2 separate regions of the Homo sapiens genome follow, and region 1 is linked to region 2. A link is a contact called in ENCODE Hi-C data. All regions are on one chromosome and are shown on one strand. The core of a region is the stretch at or near the end of the contact, and the rest is flanking DNA. Distances in the headings are between cores, read along the strand shown.

Region 1 (3,477 bases), core at 881-3,380, 230 kb after region 2:
CTGGAGTGCAATGGCGCAATCTTGACCCACTGCAACCTCCGCCTCCTGGGTTCAAGCGATGCTCCTGCCTCAGCCTCCCGAGTAGCTGGGATTACAGGCATGTGCCACCACGCCCAGCTAATTTTGTATTTTTGGTAGAGACAGGGTTTCTCCATGTTGGTCAAGCTGGTCTCAAACCCCCGACCTCAGGTGATCTTCCCACCTCAGCCTCCCAAAGTGCTAGGATTACAGGCGTGAGCCACTGCGTCTGGCCTCACTGAATTATTTACTTGTTTTTATTTTTTTTTTTTAAAGAGGGTCTTGCTATGTTGACCAGACTGGTCTCAAACTCCTGGCCTCAAGCTATCCTCCAGCCTTGGCCTCCCATGTGTTGGGATTACAGGCATGAACCACCACACCTGGCCTGAATTATTTACTTAACACAGATTTTTTGGGTTCCAACGATGATGATGGTATATACTGTGTGACAGCAGGATGAACAAGACATTTCCAGCTTTAGGAAACTAACAGACTGTCCAGGGCTCATGTGGTGGACAGCCCAGGTCTCCTGAATCTTAGATGAGGCCTCCAGCTATGTGGGACAGCCTCCTCCCCTAAGACAGAGGACAAAGGCTTGGAGCTCCTAGTTGAGCCTGCTGGGCCTTTCTCCATTTTCTAACAACCTGCTCAGGTCGCAGCCTATGGTTCTTTTGTTGTTGTTGTTGTTGTTGTTGTTTTGTTTTTTGAGACAGGGACTCACTCGGTTGCCCAGACTGGAGTGCAGTGGCCCGATCTTGGCTTATTGCAACCTTTGCCTCCCAGGCTCAAGCAATCCTCCCACTTCAGCCTCCAGAGGAGCTGGGACTACAGGCGCACACCACAAAAATGCCTGGCTCATTTTTGTATTTTTGGGTAGAGACAGGGTTTCACCATGTTGACCAGGCTGGTCTTGAACTCCTGAGCTCAGGTATCTGCCAGCCTCATCCTCCCTAAGTGCTGAAATTACAGGTGTGAGCCACCGTGCCTGGCCAGCAGCCTATGGTTCTTTTGAGCTAGAGGCATCCTGTGAAAGAAGTCAGGTGTATAGAGCACTTAGCACTATGCCTGGCGCTTAGTAAGTGTTCAGTAAGTGTTGGCCAGCAGCTAAGTGCTTGTCAAGGCTAGGTAGGTGGGGGGAGCTAAGAAGAGAAAGAGCCCTCAGGTGTAAAGGAAAACGGATGGGGCCAGACACTGGGGCAGGGATTTACATTTCTTTAAAAGTCATTCCAGCCCTGATTTGACTTTGCACCTGGAAGGGAGGAGGCCAGACAAGATCACTCTTGTGCAAATAAGGAAAGCTGAGCCCAGAGATCAAAGTGAGTGGCCCTGAGCCGACACCCAGGTCTTCTGTGGCCCTGCCACACCAGGCAGGGATTGGGGGATGTGGGCAACAAGGGTAACACCTTTCCTCCTGAAATCACTGGGGTGATGTCTGCCTGTCGGGGAAGAGCCTGATGAACCAGGATCACCCCGTTGGCTCCATCTGGCTCCAGCTTCTGCTGAACACTCCCTTTTCAGGTGGAGAAGTCATCGTCCTGGTCCCTCCTGCCTTCTGTCTTCCCCAGGAAAGCACTTCAGTATTTGGTAGGGCCAGGGGTGCTCCCCGAGGCCATCTAGACAGTGGCCAGGGAGGCTGCGCCGGCCAGATTGTGTCAAAGTCTGCCTGAGAGCCACGAGGATCCCTCGGCATTCTCTTCCTGCTTCTTGAGGAGCCTGCGGTCCATTTGCAGCCTGAGTGGAGAGGATGGGGCAGGGATCCCAGGTGAGGTCGAGTAAGGAAGTCGCAGTTCTGACCTGGGAATCTGCCGGGACAAGCCTGCTCTGTCTCAGCATCAAGGCGTTTGGTACCTAGAGGAGCAGGGTGCCAGGGTGTCCAGACCGGGCAAACCAGGAGCCCTAGATCCCGTCCCTGGAACTAGGTCCTCCGCCAGCTTTGCGGGCCTCCTCCGCACCAGGCTCAGGTCTCGCCCATCCCCAGCAGGAGGTCTCTCTGCCCCCCACCCTCCGGAGGGGGGTTATATGATCTTAAAGCTTCCCCAGAGGGAGGAAAGGTGGGGGCGGGGCGGCTGCTGAGGCCCAGGATATAAGGGCTGGAGGTGCTGCTTTCAGGCCTGGCCAGCCCACCATGCACGCCCACTGCCTGCCCTTCCTTCTGCACGCCTGGTGGGCCCTACTCCAGGCGGGTGCTGCGACGGTGGCCACTGCGCTCCTGCGTACGCGGGGGCAGCCCTCGTCGCCATCCCCTCTGGCGTACATGCTGAGCCTCTACCGCGACCCGCTGCCGAGGGCAGACATCATCCGCAGCCTACAGGCAGAAGGTAGGCAGTGCCGCGTGCCGCGCCCTGCTGGGCACCCCCGGGGCGCCTCCGCCGCGTCCAGCCAGCGGACTCGGGAAGTGCTGTGGGTTGGGGGCTGCGGCTCCGAGCCGGGTTTGCAGCCGCCCGGGCGTCCCGAGCCCAGGGCCTAGCTCTGCGGGTGTCTCCGCGTCAGCAGGCTCGGGGTGCAGCGTTGGTGGCTGGGGGCGTATCCACGGCCGAGTCGGGAAGGGATTCTAGCGTTCAGGGTGTGTCCTCGACGGGGACCATTGTCTCTGGGTTTTGGTTTGGGATTGCGCGGAGCGCAGCGCGGAAGGGTGGGAGCTTCTAATCTCCAGTCTTGTGAAGTTGCTTATCCCGGAGCCTGGGTCTGCGCATCTGTAGGATAGGTGTAATAAATAACACCTCGCCTATCAGACTGTGGAAAGCGCGAGATGACAATGCGCGCGAAACGCTCAGCGCAGTACCCGGCACAGCCACAGTCAACGGTCGTTGGTATTACTGTAATGGTTTGGTCTTGGCGATTTTTTTTTCTTTCTGCGAGTGAGGGTGAATGGGTCCCGGGGTGTGACGTCGGGAGTATCGGCAGCTGAGCTGGTAACATCGGGGATTCGGGCTCACGGCCCGGAGATCAGGGATGGGCTGTCCCGAAGTCGCGAACTGTGGCAGCCTTGGGTCCTCCAGCCGCGCCGGGGAAGTGTCAAGTGTCTCGCTTAACCCCGGGTTCGGGGCCATGATTTGCAGGGGAGTGGGTGTCAAGGACGGCAGGGATCTGAGGGTATCGCCCTCGAGGACCTGGCAGCGCGTTCTGGGCACCCAGCGCGGCGAGCAGGTGGGTGCTGCGGAGAGGGAGCCCCTTCCGCGCCTCAATCCACATTCTGCCGCCTGGGCAGCCGCGGCCGCCCACGCCTCCCTCCGCCTGCGGGGGCCAGACGGCCCTCCCTGGGGCCGGGGCGCAATCCACAAACGCTAATCTGATCCGACCTGCCGCCTGCCCGCCCCTTGTGACCTGGTGCCGGGGGCCCTTCGCTCCCGCGCCTGGGGTCAGACAGCCGGTGACCCTCTCCGGAAGGGTCATCTGGGGACCAGCCAGACCAGGGGACACCCTCGGGGGCGGGGCAATGAGAAATTTGCTGGAGTGCTC
Region 2 (3,360 bases), core at 767-3,266:
GTCGGTTCAGAGGTAAGGGGAAGTCAGAAATCCCACGCGGGCAGGGAGGGATAGGAACTCTCAGTGTCACCCTTAGGTGGGCCCCTTAGCCTGAGTTCACCCATTTTCCATCCATTGCTTCCTGAGCTCCAGGATTCCTACACTTGGATGAAGGGTGTTCGGGTACCTTGTGGCACTCCCTGTAGCCCCCAGGTCCTTTTTAAACTTAGCAGAAGAAAGCAAATGATACCAGACAGAGCCCGGTCACTAGCAACAAGACTTCCGACCTTGGGCTCTGCCCAGAAAAGGACTAAAATTCCCCAAAAGCCAACAGGGCAAATAAAGGGAAGGGCAGATCTGCCCAAACTCCCCAGTGTGCTGAAGTCACCAGCCCAGGCTGGGGTAGTGCCCTCCTCCCCAAACTTCCAAGAACGCAGCTGGCAAAACAAACACACCTAGAAACCCAGGGGACCATGGGCACGTGTCAAGGAGAAGGTGGGGCTGCAGAGGGGAGCGGTTCTCTATTTTTCCAAGGTTAGAAAGAAAACTTTTTACAGGAGGACAGTGGCCGCTGAGATCTCTGTATGGCCGAGCCCCAAGCTGGATAAATATAGATCTTCAAAAATAAAAGGATATACAGGGGGTGACCTGCCCACTTGGGCTGAATTAACTGTGAGGTCATGGCCCCATGCTCCAGGCCACATGCCAGCAGGCCCATCCTCACGCAGCTCTCCTTGAGCCCAGCCAGGCTGGGCAGGAATGACAGCTCCCTGGCTTCCAGGCCTGGTGATTCATGAATGCGAGTTTGGGAGGAATTTTCATTTCCACACAGCTCTACCTCTCGTCTCCCCAGTTCACGTCACTGATGAAACATAGAAAGTGGTGTTTCCTGAAAATCCCCCATGCCCACAGCTCTAGTTTCATCCCCATTATAGCAGAGGACCCCTAAGACTGCTGCAAGAGGGGACCCACTCTGGCACATGAACAAGGCTCACAAACAAGGAGGGACCCTGCCTGGAAATGACCGGTGACTCCTCCCCATGTTCAGAGCCACCAGGAGGGTACCCCATGCTGCAGGGCGGGAGTGGAGTGTATCTGGTCTGTATGCAAGAGACCTGTGTCCACAGCGTTTGACAGTGCTACGTTGGGGGCAGTGGAAGGATGTGTGTTTCTGTGCAGGAGCGTGAGTGCCCCGCATGCTCTGCTGTAGGAGGCAATCACCTGTTAGCCTTATGCTGGGTATGTAACAGCCACACACAGACACACACACACACACACCCCTTGCACCCATGCTCACACAAGTTGGAGACAGAAAAGACATTGAAAGAGAAAGACACACAGGACAGAGAAACAGATTGGGGAAGAGGGGAAAGAAGAAACACAGAGAGACAAAGAGACAGATGCGCTGCTCCCGAGAAGAGACTCGATGCTCCCAAATTCTCTCCTGGGGTCTCTGTCTACTTCTAGTACCAGAAAGGGAGAGAAATCACGGGACAGTGCCGTGGCACAGTGGAAGAAAAGACAGCAAATCAGCCCAGAGTGTGCATACTGCCTCCCACCCGCGGGAACCCTGCCCGGGTGGCTGGGGCAACCTTGGGCCACCCTGACCGCGTGCACCCCGGACCCCACGGGCCCCCGCGCGCCCAACCCGCACGCACCTGGGGTCCGGCTGCCCGCGGCGGCGCAGAGCGCACAGTGCAAAGGCAGCAGGTAGGACAGCAGCGCGCGGAGTGGAGCCATGTGGCCGCGCTGGGACGCGGGCTGGGCAAGCGCCCGATCCCCAAGTCCCAGGCTGAGGGCGGCGAGGCTAGGGTGCGCCCCGGGCTGTCGGAGCACCGGCTGGCTGCCGCCGCTGCCGCCTCAGCCGCCTCCCCGCCTAGCTGCTTCCCTCCCGCCTGCTCCGGGTCCCCTGCGCGGCGCCGCCGCCTGGACCGCTGGCTCCGGGCGCGCGAGGCTGCCGGCTGGAGAGCGGGGCCACTGACGCGCCAGCGCACCCGGTGCCAACTGCCGGCTGGTCGGTCAGCCCGCCCGCGCAGTGACGCTCCGGGACTCCGCGGGAGCCGGGCGACGGGGCGGCGGGACGGGCCGGGGGTGGGCACACTGGGCGGGGCGGGGCCGGGCGCGGGTCGGAGCTGGGGCGCCGGGCGCCCGGGGGCGGGGCGCGCGGCTGGGGAGTGCAGCTGCCTGCGGCCGGGGATCGGAAGTGCCACGCGGAGACAGAGCAGGGGTTCCTGGCGCACGGACCGATTGTCCCCTCAGACGCCTGGGATCCCCGGAGTGGTGGCCCAAAGCCGCTTTCTATGGCTGCTCCGCCCCCTTTCTTGGCCGCAGGGCCTGCTCTCTGTTTCTGTTCCAGAGCCAGGAGCCCAAGGGGTGTCCGGCTGCATTTGGGAGTGTGGTGGACAGTGAACCTCCCGGTAGAGGGAGACTCCCTCTTTCTTTCACTATGGTCTTGATGCCCTCACTAACCATCGACCCCTTGGATCTACCCATTTTCCAGACTCCAGCCCAGGGTGCACGACTGACCTGTGTCCTAGCCAAGAGCAGGGCTGAGCCGGTGAGGAGAGAGCCCTGGCTTCAGAGTCAGACAGCCCTGATTGAAATCCTAGCTCTGAGCCTCAGTTGTCTTATCTGTGAAATGGGTGTTAACTACAGCACATAATAGATGCTCAATAAGTGATAACTGCCCTCCACTTCCATCCCTGACACCAGTAGCAACTGTGGCATCCCAAGGTGGAAAGAACCAAGAGTCTGAGAGATGAGCACTTGATGCTAGTCTTGCAATGGTGTTGAGACCAGGTCAGGAGTCAGTACAAACAACCCAACAGAAGATCCATGCTCTTGCTTTACTCTGTAAATATGTAACTAATAACTTGCAAATAAACTATATTTCAAGCAATCCAGGGGTGGGAGTTGTGGAAAGGAGATTTTTTTGTAATAACCATGGAATAAAGAATCTTGGAAATGATGCCAAGGTTTTGGAGGACCAGTGCATTTAAGAAGCAGGTTCAGAAAGCTAAAGTATATTATATTCCAAGCATTCCAAGCTACATCAGAGCATCCAGTTATTTGGAAATGCCACAACCAAATTGATCTATATTAAATTCAGGAAGAATAGAGTTCCTCTTTCTCCTCTTTCTGGTCTTTTAAGATGTGTGTTGGCTGCGTGCAGTGGCTCACGCCTATAGTCCCAACACTTTGGGAGGCTGAGGCGGAAGGGTTGCTTTAGCCTGAGAGGCTGAAGCTGCAGTGAGCTGAGCTTCAGCTCACACCACTGTACCCAGCCTGGGTGACAGAGCAATACCCTGTCTCAAAAAAAAAAAAAAATGATGTGCAAAGTCAAGGTCCAGACAGGATTCTGTGTGTGAGGGATGACAGAGC

What was found. A loop is a pair of places that touch in the nucleus more often than their neighbours do.
Region 1: a map of heart left ventricle shows a loop between it and region 2 (2.2-fold over the local background). The contact joins the promoter of NODAL here to the promoter of ADAMTS14 in region 2. A Hi-C loop is called at or near these places in 1 of 168 maps with a recorded cell type or tissue (heart left ventricle).

Annotation. Positions count from the first base shown.
Region 1 is chr10:70,440,334-70,443,810 of GRCh38, reverse strand. NODAL (nodal growth differentiation factor) reads left to right here and starts at 2,130. Exons shown (of 3, transcript NM_018055.5): 1 at 2,130-2,336. The coding sequence starts at 2,144. RefSeq lists enhancers at 1,144-1,438, 837-1,446, 2,057-2,666, 2,667-3,274, 3,275-3,477.
Region 2 is chr10:70,671,162-70,674,521 of GRCh38, reverse strand. It overlaps ADAMTS14 (ADAM metallopeptidase with thrombospondin type 1 motif 14), which reads right to left and starts at 2,016. Exons shown (of 22, transcript NM_080722.4): 1 at 1,638-2,016. The coding sequence starts at 1,719. RefSeq lists a silencer at 3,135-3,360.